Regions from separate parts of the Homo sapiens genome. Here regions 1, 2, 3, 4 and 5 are each linked to region 6. A link is a loop called in an ENCODE intact Hi-C map of the cell type or tissue named here. Cell type or tissue: endothelial cell of umbilical vein. All regions are shown on one strand. Region 1 has its middle 20 kb from the start of MLLT1. Region 2 overlaps RANBP3-DT (RANBP3 divergent transcript). Region 3 overlaps MLLT1 (MLLT1 super elongation complex subunit). Region 4 overlaps LOC105372255 (a long non-coding RNA gene). Region 5 overlaps ACSBG2 (acyl-CoA synthetase bubblegum family member 2). Region 6 overlaps RFX2 (regulatory factor X2).

Region 1 (4,000 bases), 250 kb before region 6:
CCCCGAAGCAGCTGGGATGACAGGCACCCACCACCATACCCGGGTAATTTTTGTATTTTTAATAGAGACAGGGTTTTACCATGTTGGCCAGGCTGGTTTTGAACTCCTGACCTCAGGTGATCCGCTTAATCAGGAAGGTCTGTTGGTGAAAAAGGACAAAATATTCAACCCCAACTGACTGAAATCACAAACGGACAATCAGCAATATGTACTTTTGTTTGTTTATTTGAGACAGAGTCTTGCTCTGTCACCCAGGCTGGAGTGCAGTGGCACAATCTCGGCTCACTGCAACCTCTACCTTCTGGGTTCAAACAATTCTTCTGCCTCAGCCTCCTAAGTAGCTGGGACTGCAGGTGCATGCAAGCATGCCAGCTAATTTTTGTATTTTTAGTAGAGGTGGGGTTTAACCATGTTGCCCAGGCTGATCTGGAACTCCTGAGCTCAGGTGATCTGCCCACCTCAGCCTCCCAAAGTGCTGGGATTATAGGCGTGAGCCACTGTGCCTGGCCAGCATATCTACTTTTGAAGTTCAGCCCCAGGCTGCAGACCTGGCTGGGTCCAGGCTTCAAATGATGTCACCAGGGCCAGGCTCTCTTCGTCCCTCTGGCTGGCTTCATGGGTGGGAGCGGCCACCAGGAGGGCTAGGCTGCCTTCTTTCCAAGTTTAAAAGTGAACTCAAAAGCTCCAAGCACAGGCTGGGCTTGGTGGCTCATGCCTGTAATCCCAGTGTTTTGGGAGACCGAGGTGAGAGGATTTTTTGAGACCAGCCTGGGCAACATAGCGAGAACCTGTCTCTACAAACAAATTAAGAATTAGCCAAGCATGGTGGTGTACACCTGTGGTCTTAGCTACTTGGGAGGCTGAGGCAGGAGGATCGCTTCATGAGCCAGGGAGGTTGAGGCTGCAGTGAGCCATGATCACACCACTGCACTCCAGCCTGAGTGACAGAGTGAGACCCTGTCTGAAAAAAAAAAAAAAAAAAGAAAAAGAAAAAAGGGCTGGAGCAGTGGCTCACGCTTGTAATCCTAGCACTTTGAAAGGCCAAGGTGAGTAGATTGCCTGAGATAAGGAGTTCGAGACCAGCCTGGGCAACATAGTGAAACCCCATCTCTACTAAAATACAAAAAATTAGCTGGGCATGGTGTCACACACTTGTGATTCCAGCTACTCGGGAGACTAGGGCAGAAGAATCGCTTGAACCCAATTGGCGGAGGTTGCAGTAAGCTGAGATTGTACCACTGCCCTCCAAACTGGACGACAGAGTGAAACTGTCTCAAAAAAAAAAATGCTGGGTGCAGTGGGCTTATGCCTATAATCCCAGCACTTTGGGAGGACAAAGCGGGCAGACCACCTGAGGTCAAGAGTTCGAGACCAGTCTGGCCAACATGGTGAAACCCTGTCTCCACTAAAAATACAAAAAATTAGCCGGGTGTGGTGGCACACACTTGTAATCCCAGCTATTCAGGAGGCTGAGGCAGGAGAATCACTTGAACCCAGGAGGCAGAGGTTGCAGTGAGCTGAGATCACGCCACTGCATTCCAGCCTGGGTGACAAGAGCAAAACTCTGTCAAAATAATAATAATAATAATAATAATAATAATAATAATAATAATAGCAGCTCCAGGCACACATGAAGATGCTCAATATCATTGTTGTTAGGGAAATGAAAATCACTGGTCAGGCACAGTGGCTCACAACTGTATTCACCACACTTTGGGAGGTCAAGGTTGGCGGATCACCTGAGGTTAGGAGTGCAAAACCAGCCTGGCCAACATGGTGAAACCCCATCTCTACTAAGAATACAAAGTTTAGCCGGGCATGGTGGTGGGCACCTGTAATCCCAGCTACTCGGGAGGCTGAGGCAGGAGAATCGCTTGAACCCAGGAGGCGGAGGTTGCAGTGAGCCGAGATCACACCACTGCACTCCAGACTGGGCGACAGAGCCAGACTCCATCTCAAAAAAATATATACTTATGTATGTGTATTGCAACAGGTGGCTGTGTGTGTACTTTTGTGGCAGGCAGCAAACTGGGAGCTTACAGGAAACAGGTTGGAGGCCAAAAGGAATTCCAAAAAGTACCCAAAAGAGGGCTGGACCGTCTACTAGGCAAAATAAAAAGGGAACACTCAACGTTGTTCCCGGGGTGCAAATAAAGTGAACCACTAGAGGGCGGTAGAGACTTAACGTATTAACAGTAACAGTTCCGTTATGGACCAAAAGCAAGACCAGAACATCCAAAATGTTACTTTCTTTGGAGTTCAAGACCAGCCTGGGCAACATAGGGAGACCCTATCTCTACAAAAAAAAATTTTAAAAATTAGCTGGATGTGGTGGCACATGCCTGTGGTCCCAGCTACTGGGGAGGCTGAGGTGGGAGGATTGCTTGAGCCCGGGAGGTTGAGGCTGCAGTGAGCTATGATTGCGCCATTGCACTCTAGCCTGGGTGACTAGATTTAAAAATCTAGGCTGGGCGTGGTGGCTCACGCCTGTAATCCCAGCACTTTGGGAGGCCGAGGCGGGAGGATCACGAGGTCAGGAGATCAAGACCATTCTGGCTAACATGGTGAAACCCCATCTCTACTAAAAATACAAAAAATTAGCTGGGCGTAGTGGCGGGCGCCTGTAGTTCCAGCTACTCGGGAAGCTGAGGCAAGACAATGGCGTGAACCTGGGAGGTGGAGCTTGCAGTGAGCCGAGATCGCGCCACTGCACTCCAGCCTGGGTGACAGAGCGAGACTCCGTCTCAAAAAAAAAAAAAAATCTAAAAAGTTGAAGGGCTACAAGTACAGTTTGTCACATGCATATATTGCATAATGGTGGTCTTGGCTTTTCGTGTATCCATCACCTGAATAATATACTTTGTATCTGTTATACAATTTTTCATCACTTTCTCTCCTTCCATCCACCCCCCCCGCCCACCCAATGTCTATCATTCTACACTCTACACCCATGTGTACACATTATTTAGATACCACTTATAAGTGAGAATGTATAGCATTTGACTTTCTTTCATCCATCTCCAGAACTTTCTCATCTTCCCAGCATGAAACTGTCCCCATGAAACACTCACTCCCCAGCACCCTCCCCTGCTCCTGGCATCCACCAGCCTATTTTCTGTTTCTATGAATCTGTTGACTTGAGGGACCTCTGTTGACTCCTAGGAGAGGAGTGGAATCACACAGGATTTGTCCTTTTGTGTCTGGCTTATTTCACTTAGCATAATGTCTTCAGGGTTCATAGATACAAGGTCTTGCTCTATTACCCAGCCTGGAGTGCAGTGGTGCCATTGCAGAATTCTTGGGATGGTGTCACTTTTCTGGCTGTAAACCTCTGTGGCTGGTGGCATCTTTGCCTGAGTTTTGCTCAGGCCCACTGGGCTCATTCTGCCCACTTGACCTGGCAGGCTACACTCGGCTCTTGCTACCAGCCTGGATCCCACACCTGCCAAGGGTGTGCCAGGTGTGGAGTGGCAAGGGGTGTGTGTTCAAGCAAGCATGGGGTCTAGCCCCTGTGCACAGTCAGACACACCGGCTGCTGCAGCAGGGTGAGCAGCTCCAGGTGCCGGCATGGGCACTGGCTCTCTGCAAGGCTGCGGCTTGGCCAGGTGCACCACAAGTAGCGTCCATGGCTGCCACCAGGGACCATGGTGGAGCCCAGAAGCTTGGAGACTCCAAGCTTCATGCTGGGCCTCAAAGAGGGAGTCACTGCCCTGGCTCAGGGAGCTCCCAGGTCTAGGCTTTCTGAAGGGCTGGAGCTCTTCTCTCCTTCTCATTACCATCAACACGGCAAGCAAGGGGCGTGTTTCAGCCCTGTTTGTGTTATAGCTCTTCCAGTCCTGCCATTCGGCAGGTCCCAAGCTCTTGTCCTGCGCCCAAGAAGAATGAGGTACACGGACAAGTGGAGGGTGAGCAAGGTGAAGAGGAGCTTTATTGAGCAACAGAATAGCTCAGAAAAAAAAAAAAAAAGGCCCTGGAGTGGGTAGATCCTCTCTGTAGCTAG
Region 2 (4,000 bases), 60 kb after region 6:
TGCCTTGTTGAAATGGACTTCCCAAATCTATCACCGGGCATGCTCAGCAAATATTGAGGGTGTGAGGGAGTGAGGAGGGCCTCCCAGAGAAGGCGTTTTTTACGGTGATGTTGGGAAGGAAGGTGCTGTGCCATGGAGGAGAGAAAAATATCCAGAGGAGTGACAAGGAATTCCAAAGAAACTGGAATTCAGGCAGGAGGCCACCAGAGGTTTTTGATGTAATCAAAGCTGGGCTTTAGAAAGATGTATTCGGGCAGGGTGGATTCACAGGAAGAAACAGAAGCAGGGGGGTCAATTAGGTGCTTGTTAAAATCGTACAAGTGAGGGGGAGAGTTGTGGCTGTGGGGTGGAGCAGGGGCACACAGGAGCCCTGTGGAGATCAAATTGGTGAGTTATACCCGATTTGGTTTGTTTTTTGTGTGTGTGGTTTGGTGTTTTGTTTTGTTTTGCTTTGCTTTGTTTGAGACAGAGTCTTGCTGTTGCCCAGGCTGGAGTGCAGTGGCACAATCTCAGCTCACTGCAACCTCCACCTCCTGGGTTTAATCGATTCTCCCCCTCAGCCTCCTGAGTAGCTGGGATTACAGGAGTGTGTCACCGTGCCTGGCTAATTTTTGTATTTTTAATAGAGATAGGATGTTACCATGTTGGCCAGACTGGTCTCAAACTCCTGACTTCAGGTGATCCGCTCACCTCAGCCTCCCAAAGTGCTGGGATTACAGGCATGAGCCATTGCGCTTGGCTTTTTTTTTCTCTTTCTTTTTCTAATGAACCAGGATAAAAATCTAACTAAAACATCAGGAGTGATGGTGTAATAAGGATAAATATAGCTTTGCAAAATTTTCATTTCAGTGTATGTGTGAGTGCACATATACACATGCATTTATGGTATTGGGCTGCAATGTAAAATGCATATGCATAGGTCTCCAAAGCCACAGTATCATATATGCATGAGTATACGTGCACTCACACAGAGGCTCTCAGGAGGGCTGAGAGTTGTTCTCAGCTTATTGTGAGATCATGGGCCCCTCCTGGAATCCTGTCATGGACATTTTGTGGGGTTTTGCTGTCCAGCATCCATCCTGCCTTCTTTTGGAATAACACCCTGATTCTCTTGGAAGAGTGACCGTCCTTTTGTGGCTTTAAATACTGTCTCTGTGTGGGTGGCTCTCACATATTGAGTGAGGCGGTTCCAGGTGGGAAGGGAGCAAATGAGCTCAGTGTGTTGGGGGTGGGGGGAGCAGTGAGGAGGCTGGTGTCATGGGCACAGAGTGAATGGCAGGGCAGGAGGTTGAGGAAGGCTGCAGAGTCATGGGATGGGGGCTTCCTAGGTCCCGGGGAGGAGCTGGGATTCCACTGGCTGCCTCCACTTGGATGTCTCAAATGGCATCTCATACCACTGGCTGGGCACACAGAGCCCAATATGTATTTGTTGCTCAATAAATATTTGATGGAAGGGCCAGGCACGGTGCCTCAAGCCTGTCATCCCAGCACTTTGGGAGGCCAAGGCAGGCAGATCACCTGAGGTCAGGAGTTCAAGTCTAGCCTGGCCAACATGGTGAAACCCCCTTCTCTACTAAAAATACAAAAATTAGTTGGACATGGTGGCGGTGCCTATAAATCCCAGCTCCTTAGGAGGCTGAGGCAGTAGAATCGCTTGAATCCGGGAGGCAGAGGTTGCAGTGAGCCAAGATCGTACCACTGCACTCCAGCCTGGGCAACAGAGTGAGATTCCGTCTCAAAAAAAAAAAAGAAAGAAAATATTTATGGAGGAATGAATTTGATTGGGGGTGAGCACAAATTAACGTACCGTACCCTGCTGACCCCATCCAACACTTTCTCCTTAGACTCTGAACCCTGCGTTGAAGGGTGAGACTGAAAGCAGTCAAAGATCAGGCATCCTGGGGGAGACACCCGGCGCATTGTCCTCAGTGATTTTTGCTTCTAAGACCTGTTGAAACTGCTGGTTGCTTCTCCTTTCTTTTTGATCTCATGAATATCCTCATAACCTTCCAGTAAATTCCCCCTTGGCTTACATCTTCCAGAACTGCTTTCGGGGGGTTGCAATCAGTCTCCAAACAGGTACACCCTCAGCACCCAGGAATTTTCTAGCCAGTCTCAGAAGGGGATTCTCAGACCTCGTGAAGCCCTCCCGAGGTGACAGCCCCAGTTTTCAAGGTGGGGCATCCATACGGCTTGGCAACAGCAGCAGCAGGCTGGGAGCGAGGTGCAACTAAGACTCCCTACCTCCACTTCCACGACCTGGCTCATGGAAGACACCAGAACCCCAGCAGATGCGGAGCTTACCGGTAAGTTTAGTTTCCCAGAAGGTAGCCAACTGCCCTTTTTCCTGGAGTTGTTTTGATTCCTCTCAAGTCTCTGCTGCCCCCCAGTGGTCACTCTGTGACACAGCGTTTTCCTTTTCACAGGGGACACAAAGTTGGATTTTGCCCAGAAGCCTGGCTGATTTGTTTACTTATTTGCAACGATGCATGATAAGAAAGATCAAAAACAAGTGAGTGAGTGAGCTAATTTCCTTCCTTCCCTTCTCCTCCTCCCCTTCTCTTCCTCGAATATTTCCTATTTGTTTACAAAGGCCCAAAATATCCCCCCAACATAACAATGGGAAAAAGTCACCTGGCAGATACCATTTAAAGCAAGCGATTGGACGGGCGCGGTGGCTCACGTCTGTAATCTCAACACTTTGGGAGGCCAAGGCAGGCAGATCACTTGAGGTCACAAGTTCAAGACCAGCCTGGCCAACATGGTGAAACTCCATCTCTACTAATAATACAAAAATTGGCCTGGCGTGGTGGTGCGCACCTGTAGTCCCAGCTACTCAGGAGGCTGATGCATGAGAATCGCTTGAACCTGGTAGGCAGAGGTTGCAGTGAGCCAAGATTGCACCATTGCACTCCAGCCTGGGCAACAGTGAGAGACTCTGTCTCAAAAAAAAAAAAAAAAAAAAAAAGGTATAAATCGCCATCATGTGCCCTTGCTAGGATGCATTGACACAGACACACATCGCTTCTGCGTAATCCCTGCCAAAAACACTTAACCTGAGTTTCACTGTGAGGAAACATCAAACAAACCCAAAGTTAAGGGGCATTCTACCAAATGATTGGGCAGTACTCGTTAGAAATGTCGTTGTCAAGAAAAGGTATATAAAAAATGGAGGAAATGATCCAGACTAAAGGAAACTAAGGAGAAATACCTACATGCAAGACAGGATCCAGGACTAAATCCTGGAACAGAAAAGGGACACTAGAGCTGAACAGAGGAAATGTGAATAAGGCTTGCACATTAGTGAATAGTACTGTATCAGTGCGAATGTCCTGATTTTGATCAGGATGTGAATATCTGAGGAAGCTGATGGAGGCTATATGGAACTCTTTGTACTATTTTTGCAACTTTTTTTAAGTCTGAATTTATTTCAAATGTATTTATTGTAAAATTTAATTTATTTAATTTAAAATAAAGAGGCTGGGTGCCGCGACTCATGCCTGTAATCCCAGCACTTTGGGCGGGCAGATCACTTGAGGTCAGGAGTTCGAGACCAGCCTGGCCAAGGTGGGCAGATCACTTTAGGTCAGGAGTTCAAGACCAGCGTGACCAACATAGTGAAACCCAGTCTCTACTAAAAATACAAAAATTAGCCGGGCGTGGTGGCGGGCACCTGTAATCCCAGCTACTCGGGATACTGAGGCAGGAGAATTGCTTGAACCCGGGAGGTGGAGGTTGCAGTGAGCAGAGATTATGCCACTGCACTCCAGCCTGGGTGACAGAGGGAGACTCCATCTCAACAAAAGAAGGAGGAGGAGGAGGAGGAGGAGGAGGAGAAAAAGCAGAGTTGATCAGGAGATAGGAATGTGTCACCGAGCAAAGTGAAGGCTTGGGAACCCGGCTGTGGCACTCTGGGCTCTCCACCTCTCAGCACGGCTGACCTGGTTGCAGATCAGGTCATGTGAAGGAGAATGTGGCCCTACCCCATGTTAACAGGATC
Region 3 (4,000 bases), 170 kb before region 6:
ATGGAGGTGGTGGGGCTGGCTGGGGGTGACGGTCCAGCCTCTGGGTAACAGTGCATCCTGGCTCATAGACACATGGGCTGGCAAGGCTGAGTGCCCGGTGCTCCCATGGCTTGGCAGTGGCTGAAGACGGCACCATCTGCTATGACCCTGAGGCGGTGGGGGGGCCGGTGCCACCTTCCAGAAGTCCCGGCCCATCTCAGTAGCCCTCCCAGCTGTGGGAGGGCCTGGCGGTGCCTGCTGGGCACCGAGCCTGACCCCTTCTCTGCCTGTGCAGCAACCACAGCCCTGGGCAGGCGCTTGTCCCCTCCCTTCTACCCCAGGGTTGGGGATAGGTACTGAGTGACATGCAGTCCCAGGCCAGGCATCTCCAGGCGAGGTCTTCTGGTACCTGGGGCTGGGTGTGCAGCACGCTGGGCAGCGGCAAGGCAGCTCCACGGCCCGCTCCACTCCGCTCTGCTCACCCGGCCTGGCCCCCGGCAGTGAGTGAGTTGGCTCCTGGCTCCCGCCACCAGTGTTGTGAAACAGCTGGAATATTTTGTGGGGAGCTTCCTGCCACCTCGGACGCCGCTGCTTAGAGTGGCTGGGTGGCCTTGAGGCTGGAGTTGCTGGAGGAGGCTTTGGGACTTCCTCCTGGCCGAAGAAGAGCGCCCCGCGTGCTGAGAGGCTTTTGAGCAATGCGGCTTAGCGCCCCGAGGTCTGTGCGGGAGTGAGACCCAGGCCCCAACAGCACAGAGTCCCTGACGCCTCTTCCCCCGGGGGCTTCACCGAAGCCCAGGCTGCTATGGTGAAGAAGCACATCGGCCTTCCAGACCACTGGCCCCTTGGCTTCCCCTTGGCCGTCTTGGGCTGCTCCTCCCCAGAGGCTGTGTGTGGCTGTGCTACCAGAACCGGCCATCGGAAGAATCTGCACCAGCTGGGGTCTGGCCCACGCCCACCCTCGTAGGGCCACTCTTTGGGCCGAGTCCCCGAGCCGAGCTCCCACGTCCTCCAGCTGCTGCCTTGGGGTCTCCCTGGCCCTTGGGGATCTGGAGTCAGTCGTGGACCCAGTCTGCTCCGCCCTCCCTCTGAGCCCCGGGCGTGCTCCGGTGGCCCTTCTGATCACACCACCTTAGGGCTCTTCTGGCTGAGACCATTTCCGGATTCTTTTCCTCCCTGCCCCTTGGATTTGGGCGGAAGGAAAGGGGATGCGTGTGCCTGACTGGCTTTCCTCTGTCTGGCACGGCGCCAGGACAGGCTTGGGGGCCTCTCGGGGCTCAGCATCCTCTCTGCTTCCATCCCTGCTGACCTTGTGCAGCCTCCTTTGGCCGCCTGAACTGCCCCCTCTCCACCTTTAGTGAGAAAGTGCATGGGATATGGGGCCAGGACCTTGGATACTTCTCCAGTCCACCTCCCTCCAGGTTGGTGCCCACCCCTCTGCCCCAGGGATTCCATCCGGAGGTCAAGGGAGGACTAGCCTTGGCCTCGGTGTGCAGGCAGCTGGCGGTGCTGGGAAAACTGAGGCTGACATAGGACGGCCTTGTTCTGAGTAGCAAGGCCTGCTGGTTAGAAGGCTGGGGTTAAATAGGCCATCTCTCGGTCACCTCTTACTCACCCCTGGCCCCCAAGAACAGAAGTCCAGGCTGTGCATCACCCAGCTCCAGGCAGGCCCAGCCAGGGGTCCTGGACGCTCTGGGGTATGTGTCCGGGACTCAGGTAGCCTGAGTGGGCAGTGACTGATGGGCACCACGGCAGGCTTTCCCAGTGATGATTCATCAGGGAGCGCCATGTGTTGGTGGGAAGGGGCGCTGGCAGGGGCTGGTTTGAGGGGCAGGAGGGGGCTGGGTTGGGCTGCAGTAAACCCTTGGGAAGTCCCTCTTCCCTCTCAGGCACGGGTGAGTCTGGACCTGCTGCTTGGGGAGGCCTTGGGCTTTCGTGGGGACCCTTCTGCAGGGTGGAGGCTGTCTCCTCCACATGCTAGGGGAGGGGCCGGGGGCTCCCAGGCACTCAAGGTCCTGAGTCCCACCAGCTCAGTACTCCGTTCACGGCTTCCCTTGCATGGCTGGCGGCTGCAGCGGCCCCTGCCAGAATCCAGCAGACCAGCTGCCTCCTCCTGATGGAGGGAGGACCCTGGAGGGGACTGGTCTGAGGGGCTCAAGCCACCTAGTTCCACCAGACGGGCCCCCAAGGTGAGGGGGCTGCCCTGGGCCCGCCATGTCCTCTGGCACACCCCTTGGGATGAGCTCATTGGCAGAAATGTGGGCCCAGAACAATGGGCCCCTCCCCGTGCAGGTGTCTGCAGTGCCTGCCTCCCGTCCACCCAGGAGCTACGCCTCTGCCCCATACACGCCTGCCCTGCACTGTCACCCTCTGTCCTGGCATCCCACCCCTTGTGTCCTTGTTGTGGCTTTTACTGCCCCCTGGTGGCTGAGCCTGGAAGGACAGCTGCAGGAGGAGGAGGCGGGTGGGGCCGGGCTTGCCCATGGCTTCTGTCCCCTGTGCACGCACGCTCTTCAGTGTCTTGGGCAGCTGGCGGTAGGAGCAGCGAATGGGTGGGGATACAGAGCTCTCTGCCACCCCTGAGCCCCGGACAGCACTGGGTCAGAACAAGAAGTGTCCACACCCAGCTTTCCTGTTCCAGACATTTTTGCGACACCAGTCAATGCCTGCCCTCTTGGACGAAGGCAAGGCCCACCCACCTGTGGGACTTCAAGCCCCTGCCCCAGCCTCCCTCCCAGTACCCTGTGCACCTGCCTGGGTAGACAGGAGAGCCCACGTGGTCCACACGGTCTCCTGGCGCTACCGGAAACCCAGACATCCACGGGTGTCCTAGGGCTGGCACGGGAGGCTATAGGCTGCGCATGGCCTGGCCGCTGGCTCCTTAGTGGGTTCTCAGCGGCACACGTGGGTACCCTTGGGACCCTAGGGGTGTCTGGGGGAGACCCACTCAGCGTAGCTGCTGCCAGGGGGCCCCCTTTGTCTCTGCTGAAAGGTGACAGCTCTCCCTTTCTCCCCTCCCTGCCCATCCCACCATTGGGTGAAGTCTGCCCAGTCAAGCCCGTCCAACTCCAGCTCCAGCTCAGACTCCAGCTCAGACTCAGACTTCGAGCCATCCCAGAACCACAGCCAAGGTGTGTATGGAGAGCAGCTGGGGGGCACGGATGGGGCCGGGGAGGGCCTGGAGCTCAGGCCACATGGGCATTCCTCAGCGTCCACTGCCTGCACAGGCTGGGCCCTGCAGATCTGTACATGGAGGGTTTTGGTGGCCTGGGGGAGTCTATATTTAAAAGCAAAGCAGGAACAAGTCACCAGACCTCCAGTCAGGCCCGGGGGCACTGTTCCTTGTGGTGGCTGTTGGCATGCACCCCGTGCCTGGAGCCAGGCTGGTGAGGGGCTTCTGGTGAGGGCCCTGCCCATGGCCAGAACTCTCCCTGTGCTGCTGGGGACCATGGACGGACGGCGTCACCTCCTCCGCCCATCCCACCCGCTCCCCAGGGCCAGCGAGGCACTGGCTGCCTGTGGACGGCCGGGGTCTCCTGCTGCCGGAGTGTTTGGAGTGCCCTCTCCCTCTCCAGGCAGGCCACCCTGAGTAGGGGCGGCTTTTTGGGGAAAGGACATAGGCCCATTGGCTGCACCAGCCTGCCCCAGAGTGGGGAGGGCCCTGGGGACCAGGCAGCCTGCAGGACACAGTGGGAGAGCTGCCCTGAGCCCCCGGCCCCAGTCCAGACCCCAGCACCCACTCCCAGGCAAAAAGCGTTTCCACTCCTGGATTGGAACAAGAGCCTCCTTCCCCCTTGGCCTGGAATCCTTTGCAGGGGGGCTGGGGGAGAGGAGTGTGCGGGGTTGTGGAGGGAGTCTGGCCTGGAATTCAGCCGTGCAGTTGCCGAGGGGGCTGGGGGATGGGGCCCTTGAAGCCTACACTCGCTCCAAGTGTTCTTATCTGCCGGGAAGGGAGGGGGACCTACTGAAGCGGGATCATGTGACTAAGGTAATTGAGGGCTTTGTGTCCCTCTGTTGCCTTGGT
Region 4 (4,000 bases), 78 kb before region 6:
TCTGTACCTTGAAATCAGCCACAGTGGGAGTATTTACACCACAGGAATTGGCAAACACTGCAAATCAGCGCCCCATGCCACTCAAGAGCCAGTTATTAAATATTTATCAGAACATAACTGCTTTAAAGAATTATTTAAAATTCTCAACAATATAAAGGGACATTTTATTATTAAATCCTTAGGGATGGTCCCACCAAAATCCCATATACAGTAATATTAGCAGACTCCAAATGTACTTAGATTTGCTAAAATTCTCAAATGCATTTTTTTTTTAGAGACAGAATCTCACTCCATTGCCCAGGCCCAGTGGTGTGATCATAGCTCAGTGTAGCCTTGAATTCCTGGGCTCAAGCAATCCTCCCACCTCAGCCTCCTGAGTAGCTAGAACTACAGGTGTGCACCACCATGCGGGGCTTATTATTTTATTTTTTTGTAGAGGTAGAGTTGTCCAGCCTGGTCTGGAACTCCTGGCCTCAAGTGAGCCTCCTGCCTCAGCCTCCAAAGTGTTGAGATTGCAGCCATGAACCATGACAGCCAGCCTCAAATGCTTTTCCAATAACACACAGACACAAGCCCTGAAATTTATATCATTGAGTTACTGAATACATATATGTGCCTGGATTTCCCTAGCAAAAATTGGGAAGAAAACATTTACTTTCCTTTTCCAGGCAGGGTGAGTTAAATGGTATGTCTGCAGCTGCGTTGCCAGGGGTCCGTGGCTTTTCAAAAGTGGGTGTCCCTACTGGCAAAAGTGGATACGGGGGTCTGCATGTTCCGTGGCAGCTTCCAGGAAGAATGAGAAGTGGATAAGAGTGGATGGTGCAGGTCTAGAAGCAAGAAAGGTCTGAACTAAATTGGTTGTCACTTGCTGTATAAGTGAGCCAAAGACAGTGTCTTTCTATCAGCCCTATCTCATTTATTTCTTTACAGCAGGCAGGCAGGGACCTCTCAGCTCAAAGCCCACCAGCACCAAGCTCAAATTCTCACACAATCCATTGCTATAAATATTGCACAAATAAGCATATGTTTAGTCATTTAGAGCCCACCTGCTTTGCATACCCCATAAAATTGCACCCAACAACACCTATTAATCACAGAGAAGAAAAATCTTACAGCCATAAGAAACCCCAAATTATTGTTGCCTTTCAGAGTTCTATGATGCAGACTCTCCCCACCTTGCTACTCAATGACATCACCTAGACACTTAAGCCCTGCCTCTAACTCTCCTCTGTCCCAGGAGTTCCTCTGGAAGGAGTCCTGCTGGAAGGGACATTCCCCGCATGCAAACCTATCTAAGTGCCGTGCAGTAAAGCTTGTTATGCAATACTGCCATCTTATGGTCCTGTTTTGTTTTGTTTTTTTTGAGCTGCCCCATCAGGAATCAATGATGTCATAAGTCATGGCTCCTGAAATTGCAATTTTCTTGTGTGTGTGTGTGTGTGTGTGTAAGCAAAATTAGGCCAGGCATGGTGGCTCACACCTGTAATTCCAGCATTTTGGAAGGCCAACACGGGGGGATCGCTTGAGGTCAAGAGTTTGAGGCCAGCCTGAGCAACATAGTGAGACCTCATCTCTCCTAAAAATTTGAAAATTAACGCGATGTGGTGACACGTACCTGTAGTCCCAGCTACTTGGGAGGCTGAAGCGGGAAGATTGTTTGATCCCAGGAGTTTGAGGTTGCAGTGAGCTGTGATTGCACCACTGCACTCTAGCCTGGGCAACAGAGAGAGACCCTATCTCAGTTTAAAAAATAAAATACAATAAGTTTTAACGAATTAATTTTTGTTATGTCTTGTGGTCTTTAAATGACACACATTTGACAGAATGCAGTGGACATTGACAGTACCAAGTAACACTGCTATGGCCGAGAACAGGAGTGGCCAGGTGGCATCTGAAAAGCTCTAGTTCCTTGGTGTGTCATCTACAGCCATGAGCAGCCTCATCCAAGGCTCCTGTCGGGGTGGCCAGTATGGAGTGAGGTCTGGAGGTGTGTCTTTGATCCCTACGTCTGACACTCGCTGTCCACCACGAACATCCTGTGTCACTGTGGATCCAGGTACTGGAAGATACTGAAGGAGTCCATGTTCCAGGTGCCAAGGTAAGGCCATGAAGCCAAGGTGCAGTTCTTGGAGAAGACCAGAAGGGGGCTCCTGGTAGCTGCAGCTCCAGATAAAGCCTCCAAGTCCCCATCTTCACGTGTATCAGATTCTTCTGTCAATTTGCAGCTGGTATGCTCTTTTAGCAGGGATCAAGCCAGCAACTGGATGACTCCTCCAACAATGCATGCAAATTAGAGCATCATTATCATTTGAAGTGCCTGATGGGAAAACACTCAACTGGATTCAAAAAGCCATTTACATCATTACAACAATTTTTGAAACTTATATTTGTTAATGAATAAAGAAGTTGGGGTCCTTAGACATAATTTCACCTGTTATAATTTTTTAAAGGCTTGTAGAAAATGGTTTGAAGTTTCTTACCACTTGCTTGTGCACGTGACGTTTCTTGCCAATTGTGTCTATTAAAAATTTGAGGGGCCGGGCACAGTGGCTCATGCCTGTAATCCCAACACTTTGGGAGGCCGAGGTAGGCAGATCACCCAAGGTCAGGAGTTCAAGACCAACATGGCGAACATGGTGAAACCCTGTCTCTACTAAAAATACAAAAATTAGACGGGAGTGGTGATGGATGCCTGTAATCCCAGCTACTCGGTAGGCTGAAGCAGGAGAATCACTTGAAACTGGGAGGCAGAGGTTGCAGTGAGCCAAGATCTCACCACTGCACTCCAGCCTGGAAGACAGAGCAAGACTCTGTCTCAAAAAAAATTTTTTTTAAAAAATATTAGAAGCAAACCAAATGTCTGTCAACAAAAGAATAAACCTATAAATAGTGATATATTTTTATAATGAAATACCACTCAGATTTTTTTTAAAAGAATGAACAACTGATGCATTCAACAATATGAATGAACTTCACAGATATAATATGCTAAAGAAGCCAGAAAAGGCCAGGCGCGGTGGCTGACGCCTGTAATCCCAGCACTTTGGGAGGTTGAGGCAGGTGGATCACTTGAGGTCAGGAGTTCAAGACAAGCCTTGCCAACATGGTGAAACTCCATCTCTACTAAAAATACAAAAAATTAGCTGGGCATGGTGGTGTGCACCTGTAGTCCCAGCTACTTGGGAGGCTGAGGCAGGAGAATCGCTTGAACCAGGAGATGGTGATTGCAGTGAGCCAAGATCGCGCCCCTGCACTCCAGCCTGGGTGACTTGTCTAAAAAATTAAAATAAAAGAGTAAGCAAAATACACGTGGTGGTAGAAGTCAGAAAAATGGGGTAGAGGTATTAACTGGAAAAGGACAAGAGAGAACCTTCTGGGGAGAAGGAAATGTTCCATACCTTGATCCAGGTGCTGGTGGTAAGGATTCACACACACACACACACACACACACACACACACACACACACACACACACACGTAAAAAGTCACACATATGTAAACAATTAAGAATTATGCACTTTGACATCTGTAAGTTACATCTCAATTTGTTTTTGTTTTGTTTTGTTTTGAGACAGGGTGTCACTCTGTTGTTTAGAATGGAGTGCAGTGGCACAATTGTCGTTCACTACAGCCTCAACCTCCCTCAGCTCAGGTGATCCTCCCACCTCAGCCTCCCAAAGTCTGGGATTACGGGCATGAGCCACAGTGCCCAGCCTCCTGTGTCTATTAAAACAGTCATAATAATAAAAGCGGTACAGTTCACACAGTGATGTCCTTAAAATAATGCAGATGAAGCCAATGTCGTTTATAAAGATGGGAACTAGTCGCAAAGCCCCCACTGTCCCTTTCGTTAGATTGCCTTGCCAAGTTGTAAGGTAAATCTTTGTATCAATCCTGAAAAGTTGGTAACATTCAGGCACAGAACCTAGACCAGTCAACGCACTATGTTACCGTTACAGCTTAGTCGTAATTAAGCTAAACATTGAACATTCTCTTTTTT
Region 5 (4,000 bases), 120 kb before region 6:
GAGAAGGGAGATGGGGCTAGGCTTGCAGTGCCTTGTGGGCCTCAGGAGACTTGGGCTTTTACCTGGAGGGAAGTGGGAGCCATGGAGGGCTGCAGACAGAGGAGGATTGGGACTTGACTCAGGTGCTCACAGGCACTCTCTGGTGGCTGTAGAGAGGATAGACTGGGGGTGGGGGTGAGGGTGGGAGTTGGGTGGGAGGCGGGTAACCGGATGGGGTGGAAGCAACCACACAGGTCCAGGGGAGCGATGATGGAGACTGGGCCAAAAATAATTTTTCTCTATCATGCATCATACAATTGAGTCCAAGGGCTTCTGTAATGTCTGAACTTTTAATTTGTACTCCCGTGATTTATTGCCAAACTTGAAGCCTGCTTTCCTTGTTGTTATAGCAAAATATATTTATGCATCAAATTTTACAGGAAGCCAAGTTTTAATTTACATATAGACCTTAGTCCTGGGCCCGTGATATTGCTCAGACAGACAGTGTGGGAGAGTAAAAACCATAGTTGTAGAAAAATCAGAAAACTTCTAAGAGGCCTTGAGCTAAGATGCAGGAGGAGGAAAGGAGTTCTGCTGAAGGAGACAGTGTTGGCAAAAGATTTGGATTCATGTTAAAATGAGAAATTCAGAGAAGATTTCCAGGGTGTGGATCTAGGATCGGGACCTCCAGACCCAGGGGGATGATCCTAGCTCCACACCTTGCTATACAGCACTAGCTGAGACAGTGTATTAAGGGAGTGGAGGCTGACTTTTGCAATCTTCCATTGCTGACCTTCCATGGGCCAGGCCCTCTGCCAGAATTGGGCCCTCTACTCTCCCCATTTTACAGTTGGGCAAACTGACACACAGTTTGGTGATGTCATATGACCAATGTCACACCAGCTTACATGGTTACTTACAAGTAGCAAAGCCAGGATTCCAACACTGAGGTGGTCAGACACCAGTGTGTGCTGGTAACTATTACCCTAGGCTGAGGGGGGGCAGGGAAGCATTTATAAGAATGCTTTTATAGAAATTCTTCATTTAAAAACCAGCAGGCCAGGTGTGATTGCATGCACCTGTAGACCCAGCTACTTGGGAGGCTGAGGCAGAAGGATCACTTGAGCCTGTTGAGTCTGAAGCTTAAGTGCATGATGATTGTGCCTGTGAGTAGTCACTGCACTCCAGCCTGGGCAACATGGTAAGAACCCATCTCTAAAAACAGTGTAAAAACAGACCAGGTGCTGTGGCTCACGCCTGTAATCCCAACACTTTGGGAGGCCGAGGCAGGCAGATCACTTGAGGTCAGGAGTTTGAGACCAGCCTGGTCAACGTGGTGAAACTCCATCTCTACCCAAAATACAAAAAATTAGTTGGATGTGGTGGCACTGGCTTGTAGTCCCAGATACTCAGGAGGCTGAGGCACGAGAATTGCTTGAACCCAGGAGGCAGTGGTTGCAGTGAGTGGAGTGCCACTGTACTCCAGCCTGGGGCACAGAGCCAGACTCGGTCTCAAAAAGCAAAACAAAACAAAACACACACACAACTGAAAAATAAAGTAGGCTGGGCGTGGTGGCTCATGCCTGTAATCCCAGCACTTTGGGAGGCCAAGGCGGTGGATCACCTGAGGTCAGGAGTTCAAGACCAGCCTGGCCAACTTGGTGAAACCCTGTCTCTAATAAACATACAAAAATTAGCCAGGCATGGTGGCGGGTGCCTGTAATCCCAGCTACCTGGGAGGCTGAGGCAGGAAAATCACTTGAACGGAGGCAGAGGTTGCAGTGAGCCAAGATTGCGCCACTGCACTCCAGCCTGGGCGACAGAGGGAGACCCCATCTCAAAACACACACACACACACACACACACACACACACACACACACACACACACACAACCTTCCTGACTCACACAGAGGAATCATTGTCTGCTGGGTGCATACCCTGCCAGACATTTTTCTGCTTTTGACATGGCCAGCATTCCTTGATCTCAATCACTGCACTCTGCTGCCCCCTAGTGAAGCAACTACGCTACTCTCTAACCCCCAATGGTGAAGGAGCCACACTGCGTACTAGACCCTGGAATGCCACCCTGCCCCTGGAAGCCAACAAGAGAAACAGCCCAAAGGCCACCACTCCAGAGCAAAGGGACTTTGGCGTACGTTGTCATGACTGAGCATCACTCCCTTGGGTATGCCTGTGGTCCCTGAAGTGTAGATGAGCACTGCGCATTGATTCGCCTTCTGGCTCTCGATGACCTGCTCCAGTTGGGTGTCAGGGATACTTCTGCCAAGTTCCATGAAATCATCCCACTGTGGACAGAAAAGACAAGCGGAGGATGAGAAGGCAGTCGGGAGTCCTCTCACCCAGCCAGACCTCGTCCTATCAGCTTTTCCTAAAGAATGATCCTCAGCAGGTGGAAGGGCTTAGGATGTGCCAGTCCTGGCACCTCTTACAAAAGTCCCAAGATCTCTGCTTCCAGTTCTGCCACTTCCTCGCAGCGTCACCAAGCCACTTAAGCTCCCTGTGCCTCAGTTTCCTCATTTGTAAAATGGGAATGATGTCAGGACGCAACTCCTTGGGTTGTTCTAAGCAGTAAGAGAGTTAATATATGCAAAGTGCTCAGAATAGTAGTTGGCAGGTGGTAAGTGTTCTACGGAGTTAGGTATTATTTGTTCGCTGCCTTCCCAAATTCCACTCCCCACTCTACTTCTTAGTCACCAATTGGATGGGGCTGACTTCACCCACAGATCTGGAAGTCAACCCTAATTGGCTCAAACTGTTCTATCAGCCTGGGTTATGGTGATTGGATCAAGTCTGGACATGTGACCTCAAGTGGTCCAATCATAATGAAGATGAAGACTTTACCTGGGAATTCTGAGACACAGACTGTGTATGTGAATGAGTCAAGATGTAGCTCTAGGAGCTGCTGAACCATCTCAGGACTATGTGAGAAAGCAAGGCTGGAGCGGAGCCAAGAAATAGAGAAAGGAAAATAGAGCCTGGGCACATTCTTTGAGCCCCTGGTTCCAGCCATGCCTGAAATCCACGCCCTGAACTGTAGTTGCATGGTCCAACAGATTATCTTTTTGTTTGTTTGTTGCTTAAGCCATTTGGGGTCAGACTTTTGTCACTTACGACCAAAGGCATCCTTATTGATAATTGATGCATTGCCTCACTCTGGCAGGTGAAGAAGCTGAGGCTCAGGGGTGGTAGATTACTTGCCCAAGGCAGATTACTTAAGGCAAGTGAAGAGAGGAGCTAGCATTCAAACCCAAGGTCTGACTCCAGAGCCTGTGCTCTTAACTATGACAGAATTCGGTGCCGCAAAGTGAACTCTTGGGTTGTATCGACTGAGCATCACATGGGATCTGCAGAAATTCTACCATTGAACCCCCAACAAAGCACTGGATGAGGGTGATGCGCTGACTTAAAGATGGAGGCCCCTCGGCCAGGCACGGTGGCTCACACCTGTAATCCCAGCACTGGGAGGCTGAGGTGGGCGGATCACGAGGTCAGGAGTTCAAGACCAACATGGCCAGCATGGTGAAACCCCATCTCTACTAAAAATACAAAAATTAGCCGGGTGTGGTGGCAGGCGCCTGTAATCCCAGCTCCTCAGGATGCTGAGGCAGGAGAATCGCTTGAAATGGGGAGGTGGAGATTGCAGTGAGCCAAGATCACGCCACTGCACTCCAGCCTGGGCAACAGAGTGAAACTCCATCTCAAAAAAAAAAAAAAAAGGCCCCTCAAAGTCCTCTACAGATGGCCAGTGTTGCCTGAAACCTGCCCAGGGTGATGCTGGCTTCATCTGAGCAGGCAAAGCCCTTTGCCCAGATAATCTGTAACAAGGTAGGGCAAGGGTGAGAGGAAGAGCACACACAAGCCCTCTGGGGGAACCTGTCCTTTCTCAGAGATGCCCCTAGGTCTCCCTACAAAGGGTGTTCCTTCAAAGGCCGGTAGAAGACCCCCGGCTTCCACAGCCACAAATGACTGGATTGGGATGGGCACCAGACCCATGCTGG
Region 6 (4,000 bases):
AACTCTGTCCTCTGACCCTTCAGGATAACGAGGCTGATGCTTTCTGGCACCCAAGCATTTGTGGACTGGGGCATGCCCACAGGCAAAAAGCCACAGACTCATTGGTCTGACCTATAAGACAACACATGGTAAATAGTGTGTTAAATTAGGGGAACAGGCTGGGCACGGTGGCTTATGCCTGTAATCCCAGCACTTTGGGAGGCTGAGGCAGGCAGATCACATGAGGCCAGGAGTTTGAGACCAGCCTGACCAACATGGTGAAGCCCCGTTTCTATAAAAATACAAAAATTAGCCAGGCATGATGGTGGGTGCCTGTAATCTCGTCTATTCAGGGGACTGAGGTGGGAGAATCACTTGAACCCAGGAGGCAGAGCCAAGATCATGCCATTGCACTCCAGCCTGGGTGACAGAGCAAGACTTCGTCTCAAAAAACAATAATAATAATTAATAAAAATAAATTAGGGGAACACATTCATGTGTAAATGCCTGTGATGTGGAACAACTTGCTTTCTGGAAGGTGCATTCTGGCCATGGTGGACAGACCACGGTCTCGCCATTTATCCCCAACACTCTCATGGCCTCTTCTTACTTAAATAAGGTCTGGAGTTTGGAGCAAAATTATTTCCACCTGCGGAACAAGGAACTGGTCTTAGTCAAGTCAGCATTCTGACTTTATCACTGGTGGACTCCTTTCACAAAGAGTTCTAGTCAAATTATCTCCTAGTATCACTGATGCTACCCGCTTGGCTTCAGACGGGAACAGCATGGTGGATGGTGTGCAAATGACTGATTTAAACATTTAAAGGAAACTGTAAATACAAGCAGCTTGTAACAGAAAAATTCCAAAGGTCAGTTCTGTCAAAGACAGAGAGTGAGTTGAGGACTCAGGAAATACACTATGGGAAATTTACAATCTTTTGAAAGAGTAGAAGGTAGGAGGTGCGGGCTGTGTAAGGTTTAGTTAACGCCCCAGCCAATCACCGTGTGGCTCTGGGGCCATCTAGTGGTGAGAAGTGAGTCAGGCTCACACAGAACAGAAAAATCCCCAGGCACTGGCCGTGGGGCTCTGGGTGGCATCGAAGGCGTTTGGGAGGGGACGGGGGCGGGGGCCGGGGAGCGGTGGTGGTCGGGGAATAGTCCCCAACAATACAGATGGGATTAATCCAGCACACTCGAATTCAAACACACATATCCCTTTCTGCTTTCCTTAGGTAAATTAATTTATTGTAAGTTTGACTTTTCATTTTTAAAAAGCTTAAAATTTTTTTCACTCATTATAAGAGATAAAACCTCTGGGGGTGATAGAGAAACGTAAAAGTTCTAGCAAATGTCTATTGTGTTCTGACGATGTCGTGGGCACCGCGATGTATGTCTGAGGTTCAGTCCTCACCACCCCCAGCAGGCAGGAGCCATGGAGACCCCACACTGGGAGGGTGACATGCTCAAAGCTGGTGCCAGGACGGGGGACTGGTGTGCCTGATCACAAAGCCACCTCCCTACCTAAGTGTGTGTACTTAACTATGTCTCAAATGCTCAACATAGCCGATTGTTTATTTAAAAGTGAAGACTGTTCGACTTTTAGCATTTTCATGGAACAAATTTGTATCATCTGCCACGATATTAAATGAGTGGTTTTATATAGAATTGTAAAACTACCTATTTGAAAGATGTATGCCTCTGACAGCAAAGAAATATATGTTTATACTTTCTTGTGGGCAAAGATGGCTTTGAACAGAAGGCAGTTTTTACTTACTGCCAAAATTCGTGAGGACTTTTATCCAGCCCAGGATAAAATGTACTGTTTCTTTGCTCCCTCTGCAGGTCACCTTTTCTCTCCCTAGCCAGTGGTTCTCACACTGCCCTCCAGGGGTCACTTGGCAATATCTGAACACATTTGTGATTGCCACAGCTTGGGGAGGGGGCGCTCCTGGCATGGAATGGGTGGAGGCCAGGGGTGCTGCTCAGCACCCTGCCGTGCCCAGAATGGGCCTCCAACAGCAAAGAAGTATCCAGCTCAAATGTCAACGGTGCCACAGTGGGGAAACCCAGCCTTAGAGTTTCTCCCGTTGTCGTTTGGGGTGCAGTAGCTTCCCAAATGGCAGTCACCCACCCAGAGCTTTTGATTTCTGGGTAAATGAGGAAACAATTGAGCCCTTCAAAATAGTTCAACCTGCTCAGACTTGGGCACAGAGCCAGTGTCCCGGCCTTCTGTTGAGGAATTCCTGCCATTGTGCGCTGACAGAGCCCTTTTTGGGTTTTATATTTGGAAAACTTTCTCTGGCCCCTCTCTCCTTCTGTGGGACAGTTGTGCAGCCTGTTTCCGCAGCTCCTCACTTAGGCAGTACCACCAGGGTCTCTGCCTTTCGACTTTGAAGAATGTAGCTGGTTACTCCTTCCCTCCCTTGAACTTGTTAGTTGCCTCTTCGGATTTCAGTGCTTGCAGCCCTTGCCCACCCAATCTCTCTCCGCCTTTCTTTAGACCTGAGCATGCAGAATTCCGAGGGTGGAGCGGATTCGCCAGCGTCCGTGGCTCTGCGTCCCTCGGCGGCAGCCCCGCCTGTGCCAGCCTCCCCGCAGGTAACGCGCGCCTCTCAGCAACAACAGGGTGGCCACAGTGTGGACGCGATCTCTATGGGTTTGAAAGCTGCTCAGATCTGCAAAGAGAGGAATCTGTATTTTTCTGAATGGACTTCTCAGTCCCAGTGCTGCTGCTGTTGAAATAGGCACAATTTCCTTAACTGTATTTGGCTTTTTCAATATTTGTTAAAAAGATCCCATCAAGGAAACAATGACATGAATGGAAAAGAAACCACTCTCCCAAATCTGACTTGATCTCTTCTTAGCTTTCAGTGGAGGTTTTCTTGTACTTGGAAATGACCCTTTTACACAGAAATGCTTTATTAAGAATTAAGAAGTAAGGCCGGGTGCAGTGGCTCACACAGGTAATCCCAGCACTTTGGGAGACTGAGACTGGCAGATTACTTGAGGCCAGGAGTTTGAGACCAACCTAGGCAACATAGCCAGACCCTTTCTCTAAAAAAAAAAAAAAAAAATTAGCCAAGCGTGGTGGGCTGCACCTGTAGTCCCAGTTCCTTAGGAGGCTGAGATGGGAGGATCACCTGAGCCTGGGAGGTTGAGGCTGCAGTAAGCCATGATTGTGACACTACACTCCAGCCTGGGTGACAGAGACCTTGTCTTTAAGAAATAAAAAATAAAAAATTTAGCCAGGCATAGTGGTGCACGTCCTGTGGTCCCAGCTACTCAGGAGGCTATGGTGGAAGGATTGCTTGAGCCCAGTGGTTTGAGGCTGCAGTGAGCTGTAATCATACCACTGCTCTCCAACCTAAGTGACAAAAAAAAAAAAAAAAAAAAAAAAAAGGCAAAAAGGCAAAAGATGAGTTAGAATTTTTTTTTTTTTTTGGGGGGGGACGGAGTCTCGCTCTGTCGCCCAGGCTGGAGTGCAGTGGCACGATCTCCCAGGTTCAAGTGATTCTCCTGTCTTAGCCTCCCGAGTAGCTGGGATTACAGGCGTGTACTACCACGCCCGGCTAATTTTTGTATTTTTAGTAGAGACGAGGTTTCACCATGTTGGCCAGGCTGGTCTCGAACTCCTGACCTCAGGTGATCTGCCCGCCTCAGCCTCCCAAAGTGCTGGGATTACAGGCGTGAGCCACCACGCCCAGCCTAGATGAGTTAGAATTCTTAAGATTTTGTTCAAAATAGAATCTAGCACCTGAATGAACATATTCTTTAAAATTCGCAGAGAGAGAATTTTCACATTCAGGCTTTCTCTGCTCCTGGATTTCTACCGTGGAATGAAATAAGCCATAAAGAAGACAGAAATACAAAGCGAATGGCACCGGCCACATGAAACAGGCTGGAGGCTCATCACAGTGTGCAGAGGTCCACTGTGGCCGTGTGACCACCTCGATCTGGAATCTAAAAGTTAGGAGCACAGCAAAAAGAAATGATTATGGTTTTAAAACACACAATTCAGGGC

The links. Hi-C counts contacts between places; a loop is a spot of excess contacts. Peaks named below come from ENCODE experiments on the same cell type or tissue, not always from the same donor. Only the 100,000 strongest peaks of a DNase experiment are listed, where the experiment ranks them.
Region 1: it touches region 6 in a loop (16-fold over the local background); 49 of 110 quality-filtered maps call a loop at or near these places.
Region 2: it touches region 6 in a loop (10-fold over the local background); 16 of 110 quality-filtered maps call a loop at or near these places.
Region 3: it touches region 6 in a loop (3-fold over the local background); 14 of 110 quality-filtered maps call a loop at or near these places.
Region 4: a loop joins it to region 6, with 19 times the contacts of the local background. A loop is called at or near these places in 105 of 110 quality-filtered maps.
Region 5: it touches region 6 in a loop (6-fold over the local background); 3 of 110 quality-filtered maps call a loop at or near these places.

The regions. Positions count from the first base shown.
Region 1 is chr19:6,298,122-6,302,121 of GRCh38, reverse strand. No RefSeq gene overlaps it. Among named protein-coding and RNA genes, the nearest start is that of MLLT1, 20 kb to the right of the region's middle. In endothelial cell of umbilical vein, a CTCF peak has its summit at 2,124 (motif pointing right); a DNase peak (open chromatin) is centred at 2,161.
Region 2 is chr19:5,985,915-5,989,914 of GRCh38, reverse strand. All of the region lies in intron 1 of RANBP3-DT (RANBP3 divergent transcript), which reads right to left. Among named protein-coding and RNA genes, the nearest start is that of RANBP3-DT, 9.5 kb to the right of the region's middle. In endothelial cell of umbilical vein, a CTCF peak has its summit at 2,391 (motif pointing left); a DNase peak (open chromatin) is centred at 2,404.
Region 3 is chr19:6,217,061-6,221,060 of GRCh38, reverse strand. MLLT1 (MLLT1 super elongation complex subunit) reads left to right here. Exons shown (of 12, transcript NM_005934.4): 7 at 3,020-3,107. Among named protein-coding and RNA genes, the nearest start is that of MLLT1, 61 kb to the left of the region's middle. RefSeq lists an enhancer at 3,405-4,000. In endothelial cell of umbilical vein, a CTCF peak has its summit at 2,384 (motif pointing left); DNase peaks (open chromatin) are centred at 1,180, 1,750 and 2,380; H3K27ac peaks cover 1,969 bases.
Region 4 is chr19:6,123,851-6,127,850 of GRCh38, reverse strand. It overlaps LOC105372255 (a long non-coding RNA gene), which reads left to right. Exons shown (of 4, transcript NR_187772.1): 4 at 1-2,425. Among named protein-coding and RNA genes, the nearest start is that of ACSBG2, 9.8 kb to the left of the region's middle. RefSeq lists a silencer at 2,019-2,313. In endothelial cell of umbilical vein, CTCF peaks have their summits at 1,331 (motif pointing left), 1,928 and 2,127 (motif pointing right); DNase peaks (open chromatin) are centred at 1,340 and 2,150.
Region 5 is chr19:6,164,153-6,168,152 of GRCh38, reverse strand. ACSBG2 (acyl-CoA synthetase bubblegum family member 2) reads right to left here. Exons shown (of 15, transcript NM_030924.5): 7 at 2,138-2,287. The region is part of intron 2 of LOC105372255 (a long non-coding RNA gene); the gene reads left to right. Among named protein-coding and RNA genes, the nearest start is that of ACSBG2, 30 kb to the right of the region's middle. In endothelial cell of umbilical vein, a CTCF peak has its summit at 1,999 (motif pointing left); a DNase peak (open chromatin) is centred at 1,992.
Region 6 is chr19:6,045,984-6,049,983 of GRCh38, reverse strand. It overlaps RFX2 (regulatory factor X2), which reads left to right. Exons shown (of 18, transcript NM_000635.4): 2 at 2,480-2,577. The coding sequence starts at 2,488. Among named protein-coding and RNA genes, the nearest start is that of RFX2-AS1, 15 kb to the left of the region's middle. RefSeq lists a silencer at 959-1,078. In endothelial cell of umbilical vein, CTCF peaks have their summits at 1,000 (motif pointing left) and 1,869; DNase peaks (open chromatin) are centred at 923 and 1,813; H3K27ac peaks cover 401 bases.